Regions from separate parts of the Homo sapiens genome. Here region 1 is linked to region 2. Evidence: chromatin loops called from intact Hi-C (ENCODE). Cell type or tissue: CD14-positive monocyte. All regions are shown on one strand. Each heading gives the region's core, and the rest is flanking DNA. Links, peaks and the distances in the headings are about the cores only.

Region 1 (8,858 bases), core at 619-8,618, 52 kb after region 2:
TTGAATGCACCATTTTTTTTTTTTTTTTTTGAAACACAGTCTCACTCTGTCACCCAGGCTGGAGTGCAGTGGCACAATCATGGCCTTGACCTCCCAGGCTCAAGCAATCCTTCCACCTCAGCCTCCCAGGTAGCTGGGACCACAGGCACACACCATCACACCCAGTTAATTTTTACATTTTTTTGTAGACATGGGGTTTCCCTATGTTGTTCAGCCTAGTTTCGAACTCCTGGGCTCAAGTGATCCTCCTGCCTCAGCCCCCCAAAATGCTGGGATCACAGGCATGAGCCAGTGTGCCAGGCTCATACTTTTTTTAACAATCAAATTAAAAGCTTGTATTGGTTAGGGCAACATTAGCTGCTGTAATCATCTCCCACATTTCAGGAGTTTAACATGAAGGAAGTTTATTTCTTGCCCTTGTAACAGTCAATGCAAGTGTTTCTGGTTGTAACTGGCTTTCCTCTACAAGGTAATTTAGGGATCTACATGCCTTGCCTCTGTCACTCTGCTATACTCTGGAGCATGCATCTTTAATGGGGGCAGTATCATGCCCAAGGGGGCAAAGATCTTGGAGGCTGAAAAATCTTACATTTTGATGCATAAATCACAAACATCTACATGGTACATAAACAGATATAGAGTATATCTGTGGTGTGAAAATGTCATGGAGGAAAGTAATTAGGGAAAAAAAATGTCTAAAAAGTCCCCTTAGGAGGGCAACAATGAAGAAAAGGTGGAGAAACACTGCCACAGGCCTATGAGGACTCTTCATTCAGGTGGAAGGGAAACAGAAGATGGAGAAGGCTCACCTGCTTCTTAACCACCTTGGCCCAAAAGCGATACAAGTTACTTGGCCCACATTTCATTGGAGAGAACTGGTCAGGGAGTTCCACCTTGCTGCAGGAGGAGATGGGAAATGTAGTCTCTGGCTGGCCACACTTCAGAGTACTTCTAAGTGAGGACTCTTAGCCAAAGAAGGGAGAGCATCTATTTTGGAGGATGGTTGGCCTCCCAATACAGGAATCAAACAATGTTGTCTTCAAGGACCAGGTACTACATATTTTGGGCTTGCAGCCATGGTCTCTATTGCAGCTACTGAACTCTGCTTGTTGCAGCTGAAAGCAGCCATAGATAATACTGAAATGAATGGGTGTGGCTATGTTCTAATAAAGCTTTATTTACATAAACAGGCAGCGGATTGGCCTTCAGGCTGTAGTTGTCCAGCCCCTGAGTATCCATTCTGGAGCCTTTCAGTTGTCCACATTACCTCTGCTTCTTGGGACCTAACCCACATTTCCTTTACTTCCAGTGCCTAACTAGAGCCTGGAGCTTCCTCTTAACTGAATGAAGGGTTCGTCTTGGCTGTTTCACTGAAAACAGTGGAATATGACCCTCCACCAAGTGAAGTGTAGAGATCCCAAGACTGTAGAAAAGAAAGAAATTTTGTCTATGTCAGTCCAATGTTAGCCCTCCCCACAGCCACCCTACATGGTAGGGGTAGAGTGCCTGGCACTCATTATTAAGTGCTCAGAAATTTCCTGTATTCAGTGTTGGGGGCTGGTTTAAAACTACTTGTATTCAGCGAAATAAGACCTTGGAGAATATGGACCTCTATTTCTTGTAGCGTTAGAGTGGATTATTATTCAATGGTTAAAACTAGTATTTACAAAGAGCTTTTTTTTTTTTTTGGAGACAGAGTCTCGCCCTGTTACTCAGACTAGAGTGTAGTGGGGTGATCTCGGCTTACTACAACCTCCACCTCCCAAGTTCAAGCGATTCTCCTGCCTCAGCCTCCCAAGTAGCTGGGATTACAGGCGCCTGCCACCACGCCCAGCTAATTTTTGTATTTTTAGTAGAGACGGGGTTTTGCCATGTTGGCCAGGCTGGTCTTGAACTCCTAACCTCAGGTGATCCGCCTGCCTCGGCCTCCTGAAGTGCTGGGATTACAGGTGTGAGCCACCGTGCCTAGCCTAGAACTTTTAACAACATGACAAAATGCTTATTTTATAAGCAGGATTCAAAATTATGTATACAATATAATCTCAACTATATCTTAAAAAGTTTAGCAAAAAAAAAAATAATTCTCAACAAGTGATGGAGTTTTTCTTCTTTTTATTTTGTATCTGTTTTCTAAAATTTTTACAGTGAACATGTTTTAGATGTGGAGAAGACTGTTATTTTAAAAATTATTGAGGTCTGGGAGCTCACGCTTGTAATCCCAGCACTTTAGGAGGCCAAGGCGGGAGGCTTGCTTGAGCCCAGGAGTTCAAGAGCAGCCTGGGCAACAAAATGAGACCCTGTCTCTATAAAAAATTTTTTAATTAGCCGGGGATAATGGTGCGCACCTGTAGTCCCAGCTTCTTGAGAGGTTGAGGTGGGAGGATTGCTTGAGCCTGGGAGGTTGAGGCTGCAGCAAGCCATGATCATGCCACTGCACTCCAGCCTGGGCAACAGAGCAAGACTCTGTCTCAAAACAAACAAACAAACAAACAAAAACTACTGAGGAGGAAATTAGTGCTGAGTGAGGGTATAATTACCCAACAGGTTCTTCCTTCCTCCTGCACAGACAAAACCAATTCACTGAGACCACAGTATTGTAGTAGACAAACAGTTTAAGGCAGAGCCAGCCAAGCAGAAAGACTGGAGTTATTACTCAAATTGGTCTCCCAGAGAACTCAGAGGCTAGGGTGTTCTACGGATAATTTTGTGGACAGGGGAATGGGAGCTGCTGATTGGTGAAGGTTGAAATCGTAGGGGTGTGGAAAATGGTCCTTGTGTGCTGAGTCAGCCTCTACATTAGGGGGCCACAGGACAGGTTGTCATGAGTCCCAGGTCCAGGTAGAGTCAGATGGTTGCCAGAATGCAAAAGTCTGAAAAGCATCTCAAAAGACCCATCTTAAGTTCTACAATAGTGATGTTATCTATAGGAGCAATTGGGGAAGTCACAAATCTTGTGACCTCTGGCCACATGACTCATGAGTAGCAAGGGATTATAAAAAGGCAAGCTGGGGGCGGTGGAGGGGAATGGCTGGTTATCCTTTAGCTACACCTACATGTTAGCAGAATTCAGGCCCCTCCCATAATCCTAATCTTGTGGCCTTTCATTACCAAGACAAAGGCGATTTTGGTCCCTGAGCAAGGAGGGGGTTCGTTTCAGGGAGGGACTGTTATCATCCTTGCTTCAAAGTTAAAACAATAAACTAAATTCCTCCCATGGTTAGCTTGGTCTACACCCAGGAATGAGGGAGGACAGCTGGCTTGTGAGGCTAGAGGCAAGATGGAGTCAGCCATGCTAGACTCCTGTCACTGTCATAATCTTTGCAAAGGTGGTTTCAAGAGTATTAATGAAGGTGTCTGCCTGCTTGTGCACACATAAGCAGGCACCTGAAAATGCCATCCAAAATTTTGTTAGAACAAAGTCACTATGAGGCAGTCCCCTTCATCTGTCCTCCCCAAGTTAGAAAAGCTTCTTTGGATAGTGACCAGGAAGGGTTCTGACCTGCCTCTACATTGAGGCATTTTTCTCATTTCTTAGTAATGAGACCCTCACCTAGATTTTCTTTCCACTGAGGCAGACCAGCCTCTCTGGATGAATCATCAAGATTAGCAATGCGGGGAGGAGGAGGTGCATGCTTGGGGTTAACTGCGTGCCAGAGTCATTGGTCATCACAGCCACTTCCCCAGACCCATGGACTTTCTTGACTTTGGCGGAGAAATTAAATAACTTGTGACTCGAAATGTCATTTGTGTAGACCCATTAGCCAGGCAGCCTGACGTCCAGGTGCCCCCACCCCCAGTGGAGCAGAGAACAACTCATTCTGCAGGAAGAACCAAATCTGAGATCATCCCAAAACAGCCTCTTATTTTTTAGGCCTCCCTTGGGTCCTCATGTGCATCTTCCAGGTACCGTGAGGGTAGGTGTGGGGGTCCTCTCCCCTGAAAGGAGAGCACCCCCACCCAAGTCCCTCCTCTTCAGCCTCTGCCTGTGTTTCTGCTGGTGATGTCCTTCTTGAGCCTTGAGCTGTCTGCACACTGGTCCCAACCTGTGCCTTCCACACTGCTCAGACTTGCAGCGTTCTCCAGCCCTCAGACACTTCACTATGACGTTAGGGGGTGGCAGTGGGTGGGGGGGGGGGTGGTGTTCCTCTCCCCAACCCTGACCCAGGGGCCCCACCTGGTCTCTTGAAGGATATCAGCTGCTAGAAGACAGCCCGATGGCCCCCCTTCATTTGACCTCCTTTGTCTCTACTCCAGGAGCTCCCTCTTAGCTCCAAGTTAGGTTAGGGTGACCTCGTCACAGCCTCTTTGCCTCTACCCCTGCTTCTGTGCTCTAAGCGCCGATCCTAGCGCCCTTCTCTTTCATCCCAATGTGCCATACTCTAGACCTGGATGTGCCACGTGTAAGGATCACACTCCAGCAGGCACGAGGCATTAGAAAGTCCTTGGCATGTGCTTCTGTGAGCACCCAGACTTCTTACTGTGACTTGTGAGGCCCTGCACCAGGGTTTGTCAACCTTAGTGCTATTGACATTTGGAGCTAGTGAATTCTGTCTTGAAAGGGACTGTCCTGCACATTGTAAGATGTTTAGCAGCATCTCTGCCCACCAGGTGCCAATAGCACTTCCCTAGTCGTGACACAGAAATGTTTCTAGACACTGCCAAATGTCCTCTGGAAGGCAAAATCACTCCAGGTGGAGACCACTACCCTACATAATGGAGACCCCGTCCTACCACGCTGCCTCATCCCACCCACTGCACACCTGCCACATGCACGCTCATCCCTGCCAGAGCCACTGCACTCGCTGTCACCACTGCTGTGAACGTTCTCTCCTCACATCTTCATGCTTTGCTCATTTAGGTCTCAGCTCAACTGACACCTCCTTACCTTGGCCTTTCCTAAGCACCCTATGCGACCAACCTATTCGCTCCATCAAGTTTATACTTCTGTTTTGTTTTAAAATCACGTTTAGAATCTCTGACCTTGTTCCTACTGCTTTCCTCCTGGTTTTCACTGTCCCAGCCACACCCTTCTAATTCCTCAGTCACATCCGGCATGTACCCACCACAGGGCTCTTGCTGTTCCTCCTCCTAGAATGCTCTTTCCCCAGATCTCATTGTTCTTATTCCTTCAGGCATTTGCTCAGATGTCACCTTCTCAGAGAGGGCTTCCCTGACTATTTCCTACTTTGTTTTTTCCCATAGCATCTACAGCCATCTAATACACTATACACTTTAATTATAATAATTTTTATTTTCTGTTTCTCCCTATTAAAATGAAATCTCCATGAGGGCAGGGAGTTTTGTCTTCTTTGTTCACTGTTGCGTGCCAGTCACGGAGAACAATGCCTAGCATTGAGGCACTCGGCCAGTATTTTTTTAGATGCATGAGCTTAATTTTGCAAGGCTTGCTGGGACCTCTGCCCTAGTTTAACTGTGCACATTTGAAAGCATCGGGTGAGCTTGGCTTCTTGTTGTAAAACCAGGGATTTATGTTGATGAAGAGTTCGATCAGGGTAGACTCATACTCTAAAGCATGTTTTCTTGTGAATAGAGATGTTTACAAAGCACAAAGCAGTGAATTTGCTAATAGTTCTTTTTACTGGCATCAGCTAGGGTTCTGAATTTAGCTGAAGCTTATACTTACCATGCCATGGTGGAGGTTTTCATTTCCTAATATGTACATGCATTTGTCTAAAAGTAATTAGTTTGTCTTCAGTTATGAGCCACAAGAGGTCAGGACCACCACTATGGCACCTCTCCAGAAAGGGGCGTGCCTGATAAGCACAAAAAAAAAACCCTTTAGGGCCGCACCTCCAGCTGTTCCCTGTTTCCCAGGATCTTGTTTATTTCTCATCTCTCCCGGCTTCCGGTCTCATTCCTTTGCTTTTTCTCTTAATAGGCTCTCATCCTTGTCTCAAAATCCCTGTCCTTACCTCCATGATCCATAAAGACCATGGCTCTCAGAAGGCAACGTAGAAGTGAGTCTGCAGCACCTCCCCGCTTGGAGCCCAGGAAGTCCTGAATATGACCAGGAGAGTTCCTGAGGCCCACATATCCTAACATGTTGAAATCCAAGGTCTTTCAAGGAAGCCCCACCACATATGCCTTCAGAGACCTGGCCAACCCTGCCAGCCTCCCCAATAGGTTCTCCCTCATATGGTCACATTGCCAGAAATCCCACTCCTGGGGCTCAGTGAAGGCCCTTGGGTCTTCAAGGGAATTCCTTGTTCTGGGGCCCACATCCCAGGAGAGTGCACAACTTGAGCACGTTTGCATCCCGGTAAGCGTTACTGGGAAGGCTCAGATTTACAGGTGACAGATGGAGAGGGACTCTTGGGAGAGTTAGGATGTTGCAGAGAAGACCCCTTTTCCAGCTTATGTAATCGCTCCAAGGAAAGAGAGAGAAACAGAGAGAGAGAGATGAGGCTTAGCAATTGAGTTCCTGGCTGCTTGTCATATGAAGAAAACTGATGTGAACGACACTTTCCTCCTCTGCTTCCTGCCCTGCTTTTTTGTTCTTTGTATCGTGAATAATATGAATACAGGAGCTTCATACTTAGAGTTATTTTTACAAGGTCTCCTCTCTGCTTCAGATGACTCAGAGCCGGAGCCTTCTCTTGAAGACGTTCCTTGGGAAGCACCAGAGAGATGCCGAACCCCAGGCGATCTCAGGGTCACAAGTGGGTGTCCTGGAAGTGTGGGCTGGAAGGAAAGCCTTATTGAAGGCAAAACTTCTGCTGGTTCCCCTCTCTACACAGCCAGCCCTGCCTTTCTCTCACCATCTTTTCCTGCTTCAGCAGAAACAATCAGGCCTGCTTCCCAGTCTGGAAATGAGCAGAGGGCACTGCCCCAGGGTCGAGGCTGCAAGCTATGGGTAGATGAGGGGAATCTGTAGGCCCCAAAAGGCTGGTGGCTCTAGTCTGAAGGCAAGAAAACTATTTGGGCAACCAGGCACTGAAGGAGAAGGAACATTGGTAGAACCTATTTCGTGTCTGTCTCCCACTCTGCCCTTGTGTTCCTGGAGAGTGGGGGCTGCCTCTGACTGTTCTTCCAAACACCACACCCGGCACTAAGACCCAGTGCATGTGTGTGGAGTCGATGAATTAATGAAAGGGAAGCCCCTTTCCATGGGTAAAGCCAAATTACCTGGATGTGAGTACAGCACAAATCCATATGCCCGTGGAGGATGGAGCATCTGTATCTGCTCCCGAAGGTGCAGATGCCCAGACCTCGGCACACCCAGCGCCAGCATTGTCTGCTTTGACCCATCATAACCACTCTGAGAGGCCAAGGAGGTTGTTTCCATTTTACAGAGGGGAATGCCGAGGATCAGAGAGATTGGCTGACATGCCTGTTGTGCGTTTTGTAAGCGGCACAGGGGGATTCTTCTGCCCCACTTCTACTGACTCCGTGATCCAGTGCTGCCTTGAATCTTCGGAAACTCTAAAGTAGGGGCTCCCCGCTTCTGAGAAAGACTCCGTAGCTCTCTTTTGGACACAGCTGCAGTGCCATCCTTCTGGGAGAGCCAGCCTGGAGCAGAACAGCTGGGGCTCATCTATCTGCTGCCCAACAAACCTTGGAAGGAGTATGATAGGAAGGTTCCATTCAGACTGCTCTTCTCTGGTGGCTCTGGGGAAAAGGGCATGATGAGGGGAGATGCCCTTTTTTCCTCCTGTTAATCTGCCCTCATCCCTGACTCCCTTTCCTGCTGTCTTCTATCCAACCACACAGTACCCAGCTTAAAACCAAGGTGGATGGAAAAGGTTTCAAGTTGATCATGGAACTCAGAATGCATTTTTCTGTAGAAGTAGCTGGAATGCGATGCCTGGTCTCCCCATGATATGTCTGAAATAAAAGAGTAATAGCATTGGCCCAATAGATAATTTGTATTAATGTTGATGGTTTAATTAATGAATTATTAATAAGCCAGCACCCTCTCTTACTTGGAAGACGACAACAGCTTTCTCCACTCTTGTCCTCTTGTAGTTTGTTCTCCACGTGAAAAGTGAATCAGACCCCATCTCTCCTCTGCTCACAACCCTCCATGATCTCTTTTTTTTTTTTTTTTTTTTTTTTTGAGACGGAGTCTTGCTCAGTTGCCCAGGCTGGAGTGCAGTGGCACGATCTTGGCTCACTGCAACCTCTGCCTCCCAGGTTCACGCCATTCTCCTGTCTCAGCCTCCCGAGTAGCTAGGACTACAGACGCCCGCCACAACGCCCGGCTAATTTTTTTTGTATTTTTAGTAGAGACGGGGTTTCATCATGTTAGCCAGGATGGTCTCGATCTCCTGACCTTGTGATCCACCCACCTCGGCCTCCCAAAGTGCTGGGATTACAGGAGTGAGCCACCGCGCCCGGCCCCTCCATGATCTCATGCCTACAGCCTGGCCTCCTGCCTTGCTGACCGCACCTGCCGGCTCCCTCCACCAAGTTCATTCCACCAAAGAGTGGAAGGACACAGCTGCTGTGTCCTCTGCCTGGGACTCTCTTCCTTCCCTGAGTCACCTGGTTCAGCCAGTTCATTTAGGCCTATGCCCAGATGTCACCTTTTCAGGTGACCATGAATAGGCGCCACCCATGTTCATCACTCCTCTGACCCTTACCCTGCTTTATTTCCCTTCATAACATTCATCATACCTGCCATGACATTGCACACATGCCTGCTTACTTGTATATTGTTATTCTCCTCCACTAGACTATCTGCTCCACAAAGGCAGGGACCTTTTATTTGTTTCCTGCTGTGTTTCCAACACTAGAAGAGTACCCAACATATAGTAGGTGCTCAATAAATATTTATAAATAAATAGATGAATGCACAACTGAATGAGTGATATATCTCTACACCTAACCAACAGCAG
Region 2 (8,858 bases), core at 353-8,352:
ACATTTAAGGAGACAGAATTGCCAATGGCTTCTTTCTTATAGGACAGGGGCTGAATGCTAGTCCAGCTCTGTAGGGTTCCCCAGAAGGCCTCACACAGGTCACAGATGCATCTGGTTGAGCATGCCAATCTGTGTTTTGGCACTCTTGAAGTCTCAAAGTTCTTTAAAAAGCTACCTCGAGAGCCCCAGAAGTTTGGATACATTGCAAATGTCCTTTGCCTTTGGAGCTGATGCCAAGGAGGGGGTTGAGCATCAGGTCTCTTGGCCTCGGGAACCGCTACATTGGGAGGACCTCAGTCTGCCTCCTGTGTGGGGCTGCTTAATCTCATTTCTTTTTTCTCTATTCCTATTTTGCCACCCACTCCTGTTGGCCTAGATCCTCCTAGACACTGGAAGGGTAGATCAAGTGAGGAAGCATTTGGAAGGAGACACAGCAGATGAAAGGTTGAGAGTTCTTTGTTTAGGCCCTTCTTTGCTGGCCCTTGTGAATTTTGGTAAGTTTCCTTAGAGTTTTCTCTCTGCTAGGCCTTGGACGTGCTCAGAGACACTCCAGTTATCCTGAATGCCTTTTACTTCCCTGAACACATCACCTACCCTCTGACCTCCAGGCCTTTGAACTCTCAGTTCTGTTCTTGCTGCCTAGAGCACTCCGCCACCCCTCTTCACTGCCTTGTAAAACATTAGGGAGCCGTGGGGACTGTGGAGAATCCCACCGTTTGCACTCCATCTAAAGAGTTTCTGGGCTCCTGATTTACAGGTTGTGGGCCTGAGGGTTACTTGGATTGTATGTGGCTGCTCCCCTTTGCAGAGACTCAGAAAGCCTTGGGGAGCATAGCCTGGGAAAAACATAGAGGAAAACAGCGAAAACCAGGGCTCAGAGGAGACACTCAGGAGAGGATAGTGGATCCTCCTCAGGGGCCAGGGAGAGCTGATAGGGGGTGACCTCAGAAGGCCAGAGAGGCTCTGGAAGGGGCTTTATACCTATGTGAGGACATTTCTTCTGCATCTGTTCTTGGGGGCTGGCAGGGCCAAGGGTTGACTTGGGGTCAATGCCAGTGGTAGACTCAGGACCCAGGCCACGCACAGAAGCCAGGAGGGCCTGGCTGGGGAAGACCCTTCATTTTACAGAAAAGAGATAATTCTCTATGCCAGTCTGTGACCTGCTCTGGTACCTTTGCTTTTTAAACTATGTAGGTTTCGGACATCAGATAATGCCTTGGTTCATGGTTTTTGTTTAAAGAGATGGGATCTTGCTATGTTGCCCAGGCACTCAAGTGATTCCCTTGCCTTAGCCTCCCAAGTAGCTGAGACTATAGGCATGTGTCACCATGCCCAGCTCTGGTTCAGGTTTTAAACTATTATTTTTTCTTTGTTATGTAAACAAAACATAACAAAGATAACAAAGAGGAAAGGGAAGTGAAAATAATGTCACCCATAATCCCACCACTCAGATATCGTTTACATTTAGAACCTGGACATGCATACTTCCCAGACAATTTTTTGTGTTTTTATAAATACAGAAGCAAATCAGAGATGCATTTTGTAACCTGCTGTGTGTATGTGTGTATGTGTGATTTGTGTCCATTGAAAAGAATATATGCTTTCCCAAATTCGAATGGTAGGGTATAAAGAGACCCCCCCTTCCCCTGCATCCATCCTTTACCCCCTAATTCTGCTCCTCAGAGGCAGCCTCTTTGAATAGTTGCTGGTATATCGTTGGTAGGGGAGACATTTAGAAGGGATAATGTGTGTGGAATAGCAAAACTGTTAGTATGGCTTGTACAGATGTTTTCATGTGGAGGTCAGGAGGAAGGTGAAGGGTAGGTTTAGAGGGACTGGGAAGTAGTTTGTGGTTACAGAAGAGACTTTCAGAAACTGGAGTTAGAGAAGGAGGAGACGGAGAAGTTTTTAGGCCTGGGTTTTGATTGGATTTGTCATAAGGAGCAGGGTGAGTGAAGGTGAATGCAACAGTGGGCGGGGCCAGATATTGTGAAATTTTACCTCCTGGGTGGAGACTGGGCCAGAGAGGGCAGCAGGTATGCAAATAGACAAGAGACACATCAGGAAGTGGTAATAGTATGATAACTGGTAGATATTTGTAAAATACCTTTGCTTGACAAAACAAAAGTTGGCAGCCCTAGTTAGTCCCCTCTTTTGTTTGTTTGTTTAAAAAAAAAGTTTTAGCAAATCTGTGAATACCAAAAACCTGAGCAAACGTGTAGAACCGGACTGGGTGGGGGTGCAGATTTTAGATTCAGTTCTGGTTTTGGGTCTGACTGACTATGCAGTTTTGGACTCCTCAGTTTGTTTGTTTGTTTGTTCATATTTTTTGAGTTGGAGTCTCGCTCTGTTGCCCAGGTTGGAGTGCAGTGGCTTGATCTTGGCTCATTGCAACCTCTGCCTCCCAGGTTCAAGCGATTCTCATGCCTCAGCTTCCTGAGTAGCTGGGTGGCACCTGCCACCATGCTGGCTAACTTTTGTATTTTTAGTAGAGACGGGGTTTCACCATGTTGGCCAGGCTGGTCTGGAGCTCTTGACCTCAAGTGATCCACCCGCCTTGGCCTCCCAAAGTGCTAGGATCATAGATGTGAGCCACCGTGCCTGGCCTCCTCAGTTTTTTTTAGATCCCAGCCTTCTTATCTGCAGATAAGCAGTTCTCAACCCTGTAGGCACATTAAAATCACTGGGAAACTTATAAAAGGAAACAGTTGATGTCAGAGCCCCACTCCAGACTGAATGTGTCAGAATCTTGGGGAGCCTGGGAATTTTTTTCAGAAATGCAGCTAACATTGGGAACCCCTGGATTCGGGTCATCTTAATTGCTCATTTTAGCCCTAAAATGTTACTATTCTCTGTATTGTATCATATAATTTCATTCCTTTCAGATACTGTGCACAAATGTCATAAACTTCTTACATACCAAGAAGTCATTTTTTAACTAAAAAACTCCCCATAATTCTCATTAGGCCTGTGATATAATGCCTATGTCCTGCAATCAATAAATTAGAATCATAAATGTAGTAAAACATCAAATAATTACTTTTTTGACCCAGAAGTCCAAAGCGTGGACTTTAATCTTTAATTTCTCATTCCCTCATTTTGAAAAAACTACTGCCTGGAGTCCTGGGGCCATCTCTATTTGTAAAGAAGACGCTGAAACATTGAGACATTACTGGAAGTGTCTTTGCTAGAAGAATTGTGTATACCGTAAGTTCCAAATTAGGAGGTCCAGTTTGGGGAAGCTTTATCGGATCTAAATTCTACATGGAGTGGGAGGTGTTTAGAGTCTTGGTGCTTGCTGTTTTATCTTTACCATTGAAGTTCTTGGTTTTGTCTCTTCCTAAATGAGTCATTTTTTTAAAAAGGAACCTAACTTGGGGGGGCGAGGAAACCACTGCGGGAGGTGCTGTGTGGGGGCGCCGAGGAGCCAACCATCAGGAGACTGAGTTTACAGCTGGGCCCTCCACTCAGGAGGGGTAGAGGGACCTGTCCTTGCTGAGGGTGACTCAGAGACAAGTGGGACATAACCTGGTTGGGGAGGTACAATAGGAAGGTATTGATGTTGTGTATTAATCTACCGAGTATTTACTGGAGCACAGCCACCAAGTATACTGCCTGGATGCAGGGCCCATTCCACGGGCACTTGGGAGATTGTGAACAATCTCCCAAGTTTGTCCTCTACTTGAGATGAGACACAGATTGTGTCCACATTTGCCTGCACTTTCAGATAAGTGAACTGAAGTTATCGAGCCCCATACTGGTGTGAGCAATGCAAGTAAAAATGTTAGGGCCAGGCAGGGTGTCAAAGTGGAAGGAGATGGCAGCTGAGGACCCCATTGTGGAATGCTAAAGGGCCCGATGATACAGACGCTGGCCGGGCAGCCAGATGGAGATCAGATCGGGGATGGGAGCTCTGCGGGACCTCTGTGTGTCACTTCCCCTTTCTGTGCTAAGATCTCCCAGCTGAAAAATGGTCCCCTGCTATACACCTCAGTCACCAGGCCCCTGCCAGCTGTTGGGAGTACCTGATGTCCTAGATGCCTGAGTGGGTAGGGGTGGGAGAGAGAGCAGGAGGGGGTGAGCAGAGCCTGGCTTTGGAAACCAGAGCAGCTCCACACATTTTGGCCCAAATCCCTCCCATGCTTGGGGTGAGGAGAAGCCCAGGGTAAGGGTGCCTCCCTACAGCCAGGAAGATCTTGGTGCGGTGGGAGTGTTGGCTCTGCACGCCTCTCCTCCACACAGAGCCCCCAGCAGGGCCGGATTTCATCTTTTCTCAGTGGCGTGCAGCCTCTTGCCATTGTGCATGCGTGTTTTCTAAGTTTGTCACAAACTTCCTGTTTAGGTACAATCAGAGGCTCGGAGCTTTGTGTGTTTTGAAACCCGGGCATTCACCGAGGTCCGGTGCTTCTCTCTTACCAGCAGTGGGGTGGCCTGTTTGTTTCTTTGCGGACTTCTGCCATCCTTCTTTGCAAACCTTCTTGCTGGGAAATGCTCTGTGGCCTCTGTGCTTGTTTCTGTTAGTAAGAGTGGAGAGAGCTGTGAGGTCTGAAGGCTGGAAAGGGGGAGGGGAGCAACACTGAGTGTGCCCCTTATGTAAGGCCAGGCCTGTGCTAGATATTATACTTCTATACACTTAATTTTATTTAGGCCTCACAGTCACTCATGCAGAGCCAGCCTCCAAGAGGTGAAGGCTGACCTGGCTGACGAGGTCAGGATTTGATCGCAGGCCTGACTCCAGTGCTCCTGTGACTTCAGCTAAGTCCTGAGGAGTACAATGCCCCTTTGGTTGCCCCTGGTTTGGGCAGATCCTGATTTCTTATGGGGCATCTTGGTGACAGCATCCCCTTGAAACCTGTGGTTTTCTCTCAGCCCCATGTTACCCAGATCTGCCTGTCTGCCTGGGGTGATCAGATGGCCCTTGAGTGTTTTGCTGATTTTCACCTTTCCCAGGCATCTCCCTCTTGTGGCTCTGGGAATCCCAGAATTGTTAGATGGTGGTCCATAGCTGGTGATCGAAGTGGATCAGTCCAGCTCCTCATTTCCCAAAATAGAATATTCTTTTTCCTGCTTCTGGTTGCCCAGTCCTGACTGTTCTGCCAGTCACCATGAGCTTCTCCACACAGCTGGATTTCTCACATTTCAAGCTCTCCCTTGAAGAAGGAAGAAGAGAGTATATCTATCTATGTCTACAAAAGCATGTGAAAGGGTGGTAAAGGAAGGACACCAAGACCTTGAATATGCAGGTGCAGGAAGAGGAGGGAGGAGCCAAACCCAGCCATCCTCCTCCCCGTTAGAGTGGATGTTAGGAGGTGCCGGACTCTGGTGCCTCCTGCACAGGAAGAATAGGTATGCCTCCCAGCTTCAAGAAGGCCCTGTGTCTCTTCACTTGGCCATCTTGGTTCTCCTACATTTTCTGAAAAACTTCTGGAATCATATCACCTGAGCATCAGAATTGTTCTGTGGATCAAATAACTGAGACACTGTGTTGAGCAGCGGGCAGTTGCAAGCATTGTCAATACACGATTCATTGCCCTCAAGAAGCTGGCAGTCCACATGGGCACAGGGAGCTCTTGCCCAGAGAAGCTAGATGCAGTGAGCTCAGAAGAGCCAGGAGAGCTTGGTAAGCTGGGTTGGTGCCACCCAGCAGACTGCAGGAGAGGGCTGGAGCTGGGTGGCCAGAGGGCAGAGCTGCAGGGGAGGAATGTGCTGGGTGTTAGGACCTTGACGGGGTGCATGGACTGGGCAGGGGATTACAGATGGGGTGAGCAGAGGTACGCATGGGAAACAAGATTGAAGAAGGAGATGTGCACCATTTATGAAGGATCCCAAGGGATGGCTGTGGAGCTTGGAATGTTCCTGTATTGAGGAGCCTCCAAAGCCAAAGCATGGAGCCGGGATTAGTAAATGCAATGCTGTAAGAAGATCCGTCTCGATTTGTGAACTGTAAATGGGCAGTGCTGGGAGGTAACTTAGGAGACATTTATCATGTCAAGAGTTAGGAATGAAATGTTGAGGACTTGGACTAGGGTGGTGGTAGTGTATGTAGAAAAGACGAGAGGGAAGTGGAAGGTTTCAAATCTTAGCTCTGCCACTTGCTACCTGTGTGCCCTTGAGCAAATTACTTCATCTCTTTCAACCTGTTTTGTCATCTATAGATAGAGGCTAAAAACACTTCACAGGACTCTTGTTTGAGGATTTTAACTTGTAACACACCCAGCACTTAGTAGGTGCTCAAGGAATAATGAATCTTCTCATGCGGGAAGAGGCATGGTTTTGTGACTGGGAGGGATTAGGGGAGTGGAGTATGAGGTTCTGAGTCTGGGAGCCCGGGAGAATGATGAAGCCTTCACAGAAAGAGATGGAACTGCTTGGGGCCTTTGAATTCAGCTTTAGGAACTTCTCCTCCTAAACCCTGGCTACTGAGGGCTGTCACAGAAAACCCCACATCCATGCAGATTGTGCCTCTACGAAACCACGGCCTCTGGCTAGAGCAGGGCCCTCTGGGATACTGGCCAGCAGCTGGCTGTCTCCAGTCAGGGTGTGGACTAGGGTGAGAGAGTAAGCCACCTAGGGCAGAAACGTCAGGAGGTGCTGGGTTTCAGGGCCACGCCCGCACTTGATACCCACAGTGGGACGTGCACCCCAGCCTCCTCTCCTGTCTGCCCTTCACCACTCAGGAGACAACCTGGCTTCTGTGTTCACTGAAAATATTACTCCACGGCGAGCCCACTCAGGTTCCCACCTGCCCTCCTGTGTGCTGACCTGCATCTGGGCTCGTTCCCACCTGGTTTCCTTGCACTCAGAGAAAGAGACATCCTTCCTCCTGGCCAGAGAGAACCCTCTCCCTGGACAGGGATCCCCATGCTTCCTGCGGCCCCTGGGACCTCACGCCTCAGTCCTGCAGCAGCAACTTCCTCAGCCCTTCACACCCCTCAGCCTTACCTTCTCTTTTCTCCTCCCCTTACAGATGGATGTGTGGAAATAATCTGCCTTCGCTAACATAGCCCACGCAGGCTGGCCTCCACTGGTGGGGGCTTATGCCTGGTCCAGAGCAGGGACCCGGTGGGTTTGCTGCAGAGGCCTCCTGCCTTCTGCAGGGGCTGCCCTCTCTAAGGTCACCCACGGCTTCCATGTTGCCACACACAACGGACACTTCAGTCCTTATCTGTCTGGGCTCTTTGCTGCTTTTGACACTGGACAGCTTCCTCCTTCTTGCAACTCTCTTTTCTCTTGGCTTCTTTGATTCCATCATACAAAGTCTTTCAACAGCTATTTCTTGAGCACCTACTATGTGCCAGGCTCTGGGCACACCATAATACGATGTCCCTGCTCTCAGGGAATTTACAGTCTAAGGGAAGTGGGGAAAGGGGGATGAAAAAAATAATAAATGTCAGGTGGTAATAAGGGTTGCAAAGAGAAATACAACAGGGAAGGAGGCTAGGAAGGGGGCCGGGGTTTGAGGTGGGCCTCACTGCAAAGGACGTGAGAGCAGAAACCTGTAGGAAGTGACAGATGCCTGGGGGAAGAGTGCTCCAGGGATGGGGAAGAGCAAGTATGGAGGGCTGAGGCAGGAGCCTGCCTGGATGTTTGAGGAAGCCATTGTGGCTGGAGGAAATGGAGGAAGGGCAGAGTAGGAGGAGAAGAGGTCAGGTGTCTCAGTCCATCAGGGAGGAGGCCCAGCCAAGTCATGTGGACTGTGGCCATTTCAAGGACTTTGGCTTTTACTTTGATACAGATGAAATACTACAGGAGTGTTCTGAGCAGAAGAGTGATTTTTAAATGATCACTTAGGCTGCTCTGGGGAGCATGCTGTATTTGTTAGCTTGGGCTGCTATAACCAAGTACCACACACTGGGTGGCTTAAACCACAGATTTATTGTCTCACAGCTCTGGAGGCTGCAAGTCCAAGATCAAGGTGTTGGCAGGGCCATGCTCCTCTGGAGACTCCAGGGAAGGGTCTGTTTCGGGCTCCTTTCCAACTCTGGGTAGCTTCTTGGCTTGTGGCAGAAAACCTCCAATCTTCCAAATATCCCCTTTTTATAAGGACACCAGAGTCATTTTGGATTAGGAACCCCCATCCTACTTCAGTAGGACCTCGTCTTAACTATTTATATCATCAATGACCCTGTTTCCTAATATGACATCTTCAATGACCCTGTCTCCTAATATGCCACATTCTGAGATCCTAGGGGTCAGGATGTCAACATAGGAATCTTGGGGAGACACAGTTCAACCCCCAAGACATGGTTATAGAAAGGTGAGGGGAGGAGTGGGACAACTAATTAGGGGGTTATCACAATAACCTAATGAGAGATGCTGCTTGCTTGGACTAAAGTGGTACCAGTGGAGGTGTCGAGAAACGGTGAGGGTCTGGATATTACTTTACGTTGAAGCTGGCGTCCTTTGCTGATGGATTAGACGTGGGGTGTGAGGGAAAGAGGAAAGCCATGATGACTTGGGTTTAGAGCCTGAATAACCAGAATGAAGTTGAACGTCTTGGTCTCCTAAGTCCTCTTCTCCCCCGGGACCTTCCTCAGCAGCCTTTGCTGGGTCCTCGTCCTGGGTGGGCCCATCAGCTGCTGGGTTCTTCAGGGCTCCATCCCAGGTCACTCCTCCGACCTCTCCCTGATTGATACTCACTGTTCCCATGCTGAAGCCAGATGTCCTGACTGTGCTCTTTGGGTCACTCCTGCAGGCCCTGGCTGTGGAGAATGCTGAAGGAAGAAGACGCAGAAGCAGGACGACCCTGAAAGATTCAGCCTCTTCATCCTCAAACAGGTCGCTTCTCGGGAGTTCTTGGTGTTGGAATATTTTACAGCAAAGCAGTCGTAAGACCATTTCTTGGACCCATATGGTGT

Evidence for each region. A loop is a pair of places that touch in the nucleus more often than their neighbours do. Peaks named below come from ENCODE experiments on the same cell type or tissue, not always from the same donor. Only the 100,000 strongest peaks of a DNase experiment are listed, where the experiment ranks them.
Region 1: it touches region 2 in a loop (4-fold over the local background); 5 of 110 quality-filtered maps call a loop at or near these places.

The regions. Positions count from the first base shown.
Region 1 is chr6:42,310,985-42,319,842 of GRCh38, reverse strand. The region is part of intron 3 of TRERF1 (transcriptional regulating factor 1); the gene reads left to right. Among named protein-coding and RNA genes, the nearest start is that of MRPS10, 98 kb to the right of the region's middle. RefSeq lists enhancers at 3,104-3,193, 3,784-3,843, 3,912-4,579. In CD14-positive monocyte, for the core only: no CTCF peak of the experiment used is centred there; DNase peaks (open chromatin) are centred at 2,572, 2,982 and 3,672; H3K4me3 peaks cover 1,128 bases; H3K27ac peaks cover 6,481 bases.
Region 2 is chr6:42,362,917-42,371,774 of GRCh38, reverse strand. TRERF1 (transcriptional regulating factor 1) reads left to right here. Exons shown (of 18, transcript NM_001395490.1): 3 at 8,696-8,778. Among named protein-coding and RNA genes, the nearest start is that of TRERF1, 85 kb to the left of the region's middle. RefSeq lists an enhancer at 3,710-3,799. In CD14-positive monocyte, for the core only: no CTCF peak of the experiment used is centred there; DNase peaks (open chromatin) are centred at 3,404, 3,934, 4,374, 7,164 and 4 weaker places; H3K4me3 peaks cover 3,027 bases; H3K27ac peaks cover 7,825 bases.